Linked DNA regions of Homo sapiens: region 2 is linked to region 1. A link is an interaction called in ENCODE POLR2A ChIA-PET data of the cell type or tissue named here. Cell type or tissue: OCI-LY7. All regions are shown on one strand. Links, peaks and the distances in the headings refer to the core of each region. The heading gives the core; the rest is flanking DNA.

What was found. ChIA-PET counts read pairs that join two places held together with the same protein. Peaks named below come from ENCODE experiments on the same cell type or tissue, not always from the same donor. Only the 100,000 strongest peaks of a DNase experiment are listed, where the experiment ranks them.
Region 2: POLR2A ChIA-PET joins it to region 1 with 5 read pairs; 2 of 35 experiments call an interaction of 5 or more read pairs at or near these places.

Annotation. Positions count from the first base shown.
Region 1 is chr3:132,623,885-132,628,286 of GRCh38, reverse strand. It overlaps ACAD11 (acyl-CoA dehydrogenase family member 11), which reads left to right. Exons shown (of 20, transcript NM_032169.5): 9 at 1,470-1,596. NPHP3-ACAD11 (NPHP3-ACAD11 readthrough (NMD candidate)) reads left to right here. Exons shown (of 45, transcript NR_037804.1): 34 at 1,470-1,596. Among named protein-coding and RNA genes, the nearest start is that of ACKR4, 29 kb to the right of the region's middle. RefSeq lists enhancers at 611-1,110, 1,111-1,612 and a silencer at 2,528-2,577. In OCI-LY7, for the core only: no CTCF peak of the experiment used is centred there; DNase peaks (open chromatin) are centred at 2,466 and 3,246; H3K4me3 peaks cover 591 bases; H3K27ac peaks cover 2,821 bases.
Region 2 is chr3:132,525,095-132,529,496 of GRCh38, reverse strand. DNAJC13 (DnaJ heat shock protein family (Hsp40) member C13) reads right to left here. Exons shown (of 56, transcript NM_015268.4): 52 at 3,708-3,887; 53 at 3,216-3,356; 54 at 1,165-1,308. Among named protein-coding and RNA genes, the nearest start is that of ACKR4, 70 kb to the left of the region's middle. In OCI-LY7, for the core only: no CTCF peak of the experiment used is centred there; no DNase peak of the experiment used is centred there.

The DNA.
Region 1 (4,402 bases), core at 173-4,172:
TGAAGGTTATACACTTTAGGGGAGTAGGGATTATTTTTATTGCATACACCAGGATTGCTGCTGCCAATCACAATAGATTTTTGGTAAATCTCTTCTATGCCTAAAAACAAATTGACCTAAAATATAAAGAAAATCTCCGTATTTAGGTTTAAAAGTATTTTTGTGCCACTTGATTGTGTAAATGTTTAAGGATATAGATAAAACTCTCAAGTGTTTCTTTCTAATATTTAAGTCACTTACATATATCTAATTTTAAAAATGCATTATATAAGATGATTTATTAATTTAGAAATATTGTTCTTTTCCACTGTTACATTTCATGAAGTTATATTCAGACATTTCATAAGCATCTTTGAAACCCATGTCTTCATCAGCAGAGCACTTTTTCAGGCATCGAACACACTTTGCCAGTTTCATTCCCATTGCTTACCAGATGCATGTGTGATGCTGTCCCAGAAATTCTGCTTAACCCACAAGTACCCATGGCATAATGTTAGGACAATTGCTTTTTTCCAATTTATCTTATAGATGGGTATTTGTTCTCTCTACACCATAACAATTGATTCTGTTGTGCTTCATAATGACCTTTACAGGTCTTCTTTATTTTATTTTAATTTATTTTAAGTTCCGGGATAAATGTGCAGAGCCTGCAGGTTTGTTACATAGGTATGTATGTGCCATGGTGGTTTGTTCAACTCCCGCTTACGAGTGAGAGCATGCAGTGTTTGGTTTTCTGTTCTACAGATCTAATATTCAGCAGCTATATTTGTGAGGCATATATTAATAGTAAGAATAATGATTATTTGTGTTCAATTCAACTTCTTTGCTTTTTCTTCTGGAGATTCTGACGGGTGACTTCAATAAAGATTCAAAACTAATGAAGCGGGATTTTTTGCTCCTTAGTTCAGCTAAAATCCAGGTTCTCGTCTCACAGGAAAAATTAGGCACACAGACACATTAAAGGATGAGGAGGGCCGATTTATTAAGCGAAAAGAAAGCTCTCAGCAAAGAAAGGGGGGGTCCTGCCAACAGGCGCCCACCTCACACATTGAATACCAGGCTACCACACTTGAGCTAAAGAGGCCAGGCTCCTCCCCTTGCATAAGGCGCGAATTCCCGGTGGCTCCACCCCATTCCCCCAGTGTGCAGGCAGGCCCCCAGTCCATTGTGGGCATGTCCAGACAAGACCCTGTGCCTCCTGCATCTATCACTAACATTGCTTGAGGTGATGCCAGGCCTATATGTTTTCCCCAAATAGTGCTTTAAGCATTAAAGTTAAATGTTTAAAATGGAAGTGATTCTGCATTCAGTCCATAATATGGAAGACTTTTTTAAAATATAAAATACAGCTACTCCTTCTGGGGGATGTTTTTTGGGTAGCTGAGGAAACTTCACATTATATTAGAAATATGTAATAATGATCTTTGGACATCTTTGTAACCTTTTTTTCCTTTTTTCTTTTGGCAAAGAACTTTCAGTACTGTACTACCACAGATTGATACTACTGGACAGTTGTTTGTACAGACTCGGAAAGGTCAGGAAGTTCTTATTAAGGTGAAGCATTTCATGAAACAACACATTCTTCCAGCTGAAAAGGTGAGTATTATATAAGCAGAATGTATTTCTGCTAAAGGACTATCAATGAATACTTTTGTTATTTCTGCTTATAGGAGAAGCATGGTGTCATTTTCTTTAGTCAATCCTTACCTAGATTCTTCTTCTCACCTTAGAACTAAGCCACGATAGAACAAAGGGAATGCACAGATAAGTCTGTGGCATTAAAATTAAGCCAAAGAGAATTAGTAGTTTTAACATTGGGAGCCTAACTATGTTAGAGTAAAACACTACTTTGGGGGCCTTGTCCTAAGGCAGTAAGTTTCAGCTTTTTTTTTTTTGTAAATATGGACCCCTTTGAGAATTTAATGAGAAGTGTAGACTATACAAGATGGACACACCTAGAGAATTTTACATATCATTTCAAGCTGTTCACAGATACTACCACCCCTCTTCCTATAAGCTACTATTTTAAGGCATTAAGTTTCAATAAGTTCACTGAGAGTAGAGAGGCAATATGGAACATTCATTCATTCAGTTACCAAATAATTATTGGGTACTTGATGATGCTTAGGCACCTGGAAAGCTACAGAATGTAAATAGATAATAAGACATACAGGGCTTATGCTCATGTGAAGCTTAGACTTTAGCAGGAAAGGAAGACACTAAATAAGAGATGATAAATGTTGTGAAGAAAAGATAAAAGCTTTTACAAAAATATGTAAGGGAGTTGGGGCAGGCTGTTTATATGTGGGTAGAACACTGGTGTAGAAATGCTAATGGCTTTATTCTAGTCTATCCCTGTCACAAGTTTGGTGGCCTTGTGTTAGATGGTCTTGCGTGGCCTCAGTTTTTTCCTCTACAATGTGAGTAGGTATGACTAAATATATAACACATTCTCATTTTAATCATCTATGATTCTGAGAGGTCTACAGCTAGCCTGGTAAAATCAAATAGGGAACTGAAAGAGACCAAAATCCTTTTAACAGAAATGTTCAGAGCTGATATGTGTTTGTAGGACAGTTTGTGCTGTTGCTTGAATTATATAAATAATTATTATATTTTTAGTAAATATCTGGCTTGAGATTAACTTTGCTCACAGAATAGGGTATAATTTCTTTAAAAAATACTACTTAAAGTGAGGAAATTCTTTCTAAAATAGTCACCTCTCACATGTGTTTAGTGACTGAAGTATCTTGAATATTTTCTGATCTAGTTAGTGTTTGTTCAATTCTGATTTTTAAAACTGTGAACTCTTGAGTATTAAAAAGGGAATGCAACACTTTTAGGTTAAGATAGCAGTGTGAATTCAACATTGTCCTCCCCTCCCTCAAATAAAATCCAATTTAATAAATAATAAGTTTTTTTATAAAATGGAATAAATTGGTATAAGCTTGAAAACAGAAGAGGGACATATCAGAGGAATTAAGGTTTTGAAAAGAGAATGGAAATTAGATTTGGAAAGCAGAATGGATTAGCCCCTAGAATAATCTAACAATAGAAGCCATATCTCAGAAGAAGTTTGAAAGAAGTCTGTAGCACAAGTGGTAACCATTTTCCCACAGTGGAGTCCACTGTGATTGGCTTATATAGAAAGCAAAAATGAGAAGAGGAAAAGAAATCAAGATGTTTGATTTAAGAATTACCTGCAGGTGGACGACTGCTTCGGTTGGTCTCTTATAACCTGTTATAGCAATGGTGTTTGCCCCCAGGCAGAAGGCTGCAACAGCACTCCAAAAAATGCAAATGGACCAGTGTGCTGGCTCAAGCCTGTAATCCCGGCACTGTGGGAGGGCGAGGTTGGTGGATGGCTTGAGCCCAGGAGTTTGAGACCAGCCTGGGCAACATGGCATAAACCCAATCTCTACTAAAAATACAAAAATTAGCCCGGCGTGCTGCACACCTATAGTCCCAGCTACTCGGGAGGCTGAGGTGGGAGGATTGCTTGAACCTGGGAGGCAGAGGTTGCAGGGAGCCGAGATTGCGCCACTGCACTCCAGCCTGGGCAACAGTGAGACCCTGTCTCAACAACGACAAAAAAGCAAATGATCTGTTTCAAAGAAGCCAGGGCTTCAACATGAGATTTAGTGCCCTAGAGGAGGGTCCTCCATGTTTTGGCTTTTTTTTTTTAATGGAGTCTTGCTCTGTTGCCCAGGCTGGAGTGCAGTGGCACCATCTCGGCCCACTGCAACCTCCGCCTCCTGGGTTCAAGCGATTCTTCTGCCTCAGCCTCCCAAGTAGCTGGGACTACAGGTGCCTGCCACCAAGCCTGGCTAATTTTTGTATTTTTAGTAGGGATGGAGTTTCACCATATTGGCCAGGCTGGTCTCGAACTCCTGACCTCGTGATCCGCGCACCTCAGCCTCCCAAAGTGCTGGGATTACAGGTGTGAGCCACCACGCCCGGCCTTTTTTTTTTTTTTCCTTCAAGAGACAGGGTCTTGCTGTGTCTCCAAGCTAGAGTGTGTGATGTGATGCTATCTCACTGCAGCCTCAAACTCCAGGGCTCAAGCAAACCACCCAACTCAGCCTCCTGAGTAGCTGGGATTACAGGAATATGCCACCATACCGGGCTAAATTTTACATTTTTTTGTAGAGACCTGGTCTCACTCTGTTGCCCAGAACTACTGGCTTCAAGCAATCCTCCCACCTCAGCCTCCCAGAGCGCTGGGATTACAGGTGTGAGCACCTGCACCTGAACAACTTTTCTTTTTTCGGGGGTGGGGGAGGGTGGTGGGGGGTGGTGGGGATTGGGCAGAAATCCCAGGTTGTCTGTCCTCCCTGATTACTGCCTGATTCCTACCTACTTTCTCTAAAATGAAGCCTATCTGATAGCATGCTAGTACTTG
Region 2 (4,402 bases), core at 250-4,249, 99 kb after region 1:
TTTAAATCATTTAAATGATCATATTGATAGAATGACAATGGTATGAAAAATGTTTCTTTACTTGAAACATACAAATCCAGTAAATTCATTACCGGGAAGCTGTAGCTGAAGTCAATTAAAACCTATGGAACATTAGTAGGGGAAATAACCCAAATGTCCATCAATAGATGAATGGATAAACAAATTGGAGCATTTACGTACAATGACATATTTAGACATAAAAATGAAGCATTGGTAACATGGATGATGCTTAAAAACATGCTAAATGACAAGATAGACACAAAGGGTCACATATGTATGATTATATTTATATGAAATACGCAGAAGAGGTAAATCCAGAGACAGAAAACAGATTGGTGGGTGCCAAAGGTTGGGGGAAGGAAGAAAGGGAGAGTAGCTGCTGAATGGGTACAGAGGTGATGAAAATGTTTTGGAACTAGATACGGTGGTGTTTGTACAACACTGTTAATGTCCTAAATGCCACTTAACTATTCACCATAAAATGGTTAATTTTATGCTATGTAAATTTCACGTCAATTAAAAAAAAATGAGCATTAGTAGATGGGGCTATATAGTACACTGAATGAGGAACTCCTTAGAGGAAATAATAAAAATAAAACCAATGAGGAAAATTAAATTACTGAACAGGCCTGAAGTCAGCAAATACGTGCAGCTGAAATACATTAACACACATAGGAAAAACAAAGTCACGACCAAAGAAAAAAAAAAACCAACACTTTTTAAGCACCAGCAAGAAAGGAAATGAAAACAAAAATGATGTTCTACATCTTTTAAAATAGCATTATGGGATGGTTAATGAATTTGGTTATCACTACCCATGAATAACTCCTAGAGCTGAAAGTTAATCTTAAGCAGCACTAAATGCTGCATATTCCATGCTAAAGATTTCCAGCATTTTTCTTCCTGAAATGTACAACATGCCATCACTATCCAGAAGAATTCTCCTGAATATTGAGTATATGGTTTATGCTTTTTCATCAGTTATGAGGCAGGTATGCAAGTCCATCCTTGGGCTCTGGATCTTCTCCAGTTACAACCAACAGAACCATATCTGTAAGTGGAACTTGAACACAGGTACGTGGACCATCCATGGCCAAGACCCTGGCTTTTAGAATATCAAAAGTTGACTCTATGCAGACTCACCTGTTCTCCATACTGCAAACTTCGAGTCATTGCCTTGAGAGCTTTAACAATCTGAGCCTTAGTGGCTGCTGGGCTGTCCAGGTTTTCAAGGCCAATGCCTTCGAGTAATTTTAAGAGGTATGGAACCAAATCTGCTTTCAGGGCCTAGAAGAAATATTAAGCATATATAAACACACAGAAAAAATGCAAATCATCCACTGAAGAAATAATTTTACCCCCAGGACCTACCTGGAAGGCAGCCTGTTGCACCGTATTTTAATGCCATACACAGGCTTAAGTATCTAATGACATTTTTATTTAATGAGATTTTATTCTGTCCATTAACCATTCTAAATGCTATACATCAATTATTTTATTCAATTAATGCACAGAGGGTAAAACAGTATGTTCATAATCACAGAGCTGGGCAGTATTAAAATATGTATCTGGAGCCAGAAAACATAGAACCTGAGCTTTTAGCCCCTATACTGGGCTGCCTGCCCTAGTAACACTGTATTAATAGGCAACAATCTCTGAAATACATTAGTATTTTTTCATATTTTCTTCAAACATCAATCTTTGTGGTCATCGTACATTTCATATCAGCCTAATAAAAGCTGAATAATAATCTAATGTCACAATTTTCACTATCCATTTTGAAACTCAGAGGGAATAGGAAGAAATAAAAGACATTTAGTGAATGCACCTCTTTTTTCAGGTACTGTTCTCATAACAACCTTGTGAGATAGTCACAACCTTATTTTACAGATGAGAAATCTGAGCATTTTAAGGTTAAATATCATGTCTGAGGTCAGAGAGCCAACAAGTGGTAGTACCAGCTCATGTTCTTTCCTACACATCAAACTCCTCAAGCCAATCATAAGTCTGAACCTTAGAGCATCCAGTATCTCCTTGAGATGTACCCAACAGCTCTACTTGCCTCAATGAGGGTCCAGTGGGTAAGGCTGAGGGGCTGGGAGAAGGGGAAGCCCAGATAATAAAGATGCAGGGCCTTGTATTCTGGCTAAGGATACCAGATGTCACTTAGTCATCTGGCAGGTAATGAGAAACCACTGAATGGTTTTTAAGATGAAGAATGGCTCAGTTATATTTCAGAATTCTATTTAAATACTTTATTATTTTTTATTGTATGTATTTATGGGAAATAAAGTGATGTTATGACACATGCATACAATGCAGAATAAATCAAGCTAATTAGCATATCTACCATTACAAATACTTATTTTTTTGTGGAAACATTTAAAATTTACTCTTACCAATTTTGAAATATACAATGTATTATTAGCTATAGTCAACATAATGCACAATAGATCTTAAAAGCCTTATTCTTCCTAACAGAAACTGTACTTTTTGACCAGCATTTTCCCATTCTCCCCAACCCCAGCCTCTAGTAATCACTATTCTACTCTCTGCTTCATAAGTTTGATTGTTTTAGACTCCACTTACAAGTCAGATCATGTGGTATTTGTTCTTTGAGTTACATTTTAGAAAGATCGCTTTTGTAAGTTTTTAAATTTATTGCATCTTTTTTGTTCCATCAACATCTGTCTACATGGATATCCACCAAGTCCAGTTTTCATTAGGTGGATAGTCTCTTTGAAAAAGGCAGTATCTTGGCATGTTTCTTAAACATGACTTAAGAAACAAAGGAATAAATAAACGAATGAATTTTTCCAAAGAGGATGAAGCACATTTTACAAATCAAGCTAAACAAGCTACTAAGCTAATTGCACAATGGATAGCCAAAATGTAAATTTTATACACCATAAAAGTACTCTCAAGTTGGTAAGACTGTTGGCAGCTGGCCCCATTTTTGTGTGTGTGTATATATACACAAACATCCATGTATATATACATACACATATACACACGTATTATACACACTACTGTATGTGTTTGTATATATAAAATATAAAATTGTTTATACACAAACTCACAAGTTAACTCTCACCAACCTTAAGTCAAGGAAACCAAATCAGTACCAAATAGGTAAAAATCTACTTGGTATGTTTGCTTTCCTAAAATAGTGCTAAATCTAGAAAGTCACTTACTTGTGCTACTAATTCACTCTGCTCCTTCTGAAACATTCGATTAATTGCTTCACAGGCTAGACCAACAGTATCTGCTCGCTTTTTCATTCCATTCATCAGTGGGCCAATGGTCTCTAAAGATGCCATGGCTCGAACACACAGCTAAGTGCCCAAAAGAGAAGGTTACTTGTAGACTGGCAATATTTATATAACATAGTAAATACCATAACAAAATAAGTAAATAAGTAAAAAAAGAATCCCTTACTTTCAGTTTAACAATGAATTGAACCAAATTTAATCTATTAATTATATCACCTAAACTGGTATTTATCAAAACTGATTTGATAAATACCAGTTTTGATAAACCCAGAACTAATAAAATACCATGTGGTTCGTATGCAAAAAGACACATGGCAGAAAGGGGATTTATATAATACTACAACTTATATCCGTCAAGAAGGGAGCATAGATAAATTCTGGAGCTTATAAACTACTAAGTGTATTCATCAATACCTCATTTTCAGACAAGGCATGGATAACCCGAATGGCACTCTTAGGAATGGCATTGTTCCTATGATTCATTGCCTGGATAACTTTGGGAAGATGGCCCAATGGCGGGACCTGATCTGCCAGCTGAGGTTGTGCGCTGAAGAGACACACTGTTGCCATTGTCAAGGTTTCCAGAGTTTCTCCCTGCAGGTGTAAAACAAAAATAAATCAACTATAAAATACTCATACAGCCCTAAATATCCAAGGTAATGTATTTGGTGTTCAAAACTAGGGATTCAAAAGTTCTAAGTGCTGATACTTGAAAACAGATTCACTAATCCTAAGAGAACAACGAACTTCCCATTTTCTTTCATAAAAGGCATGAATCTAAAGGACTTTAAGAATATGCTATTTTAATCTAAGCAGGATTTTACTCGGTTAGGTATACCCAATTTCTATTGCAGGTTTTTTTTGAGACGGAGTTTCGCTCTTGTTGCCCAGGCTGGAGTGCAATGGCGCGATCTCGGCTCACCACAACCTCTGCCTCCCAGGTTCAAGCAATTCTCCTGCCTCAGCCTCCCAAGTAGCTGGGATTACAGGCATGCACCACCACGCCTGGCTAATTTTGTATTTTTTTTAGTAGAGACGGGGTTTCTCCATGTTGAGGCTGGTCTCGAACTCCTGACCTCAGGTGATCCGCCCGCCTTGGCCTCCCAAAG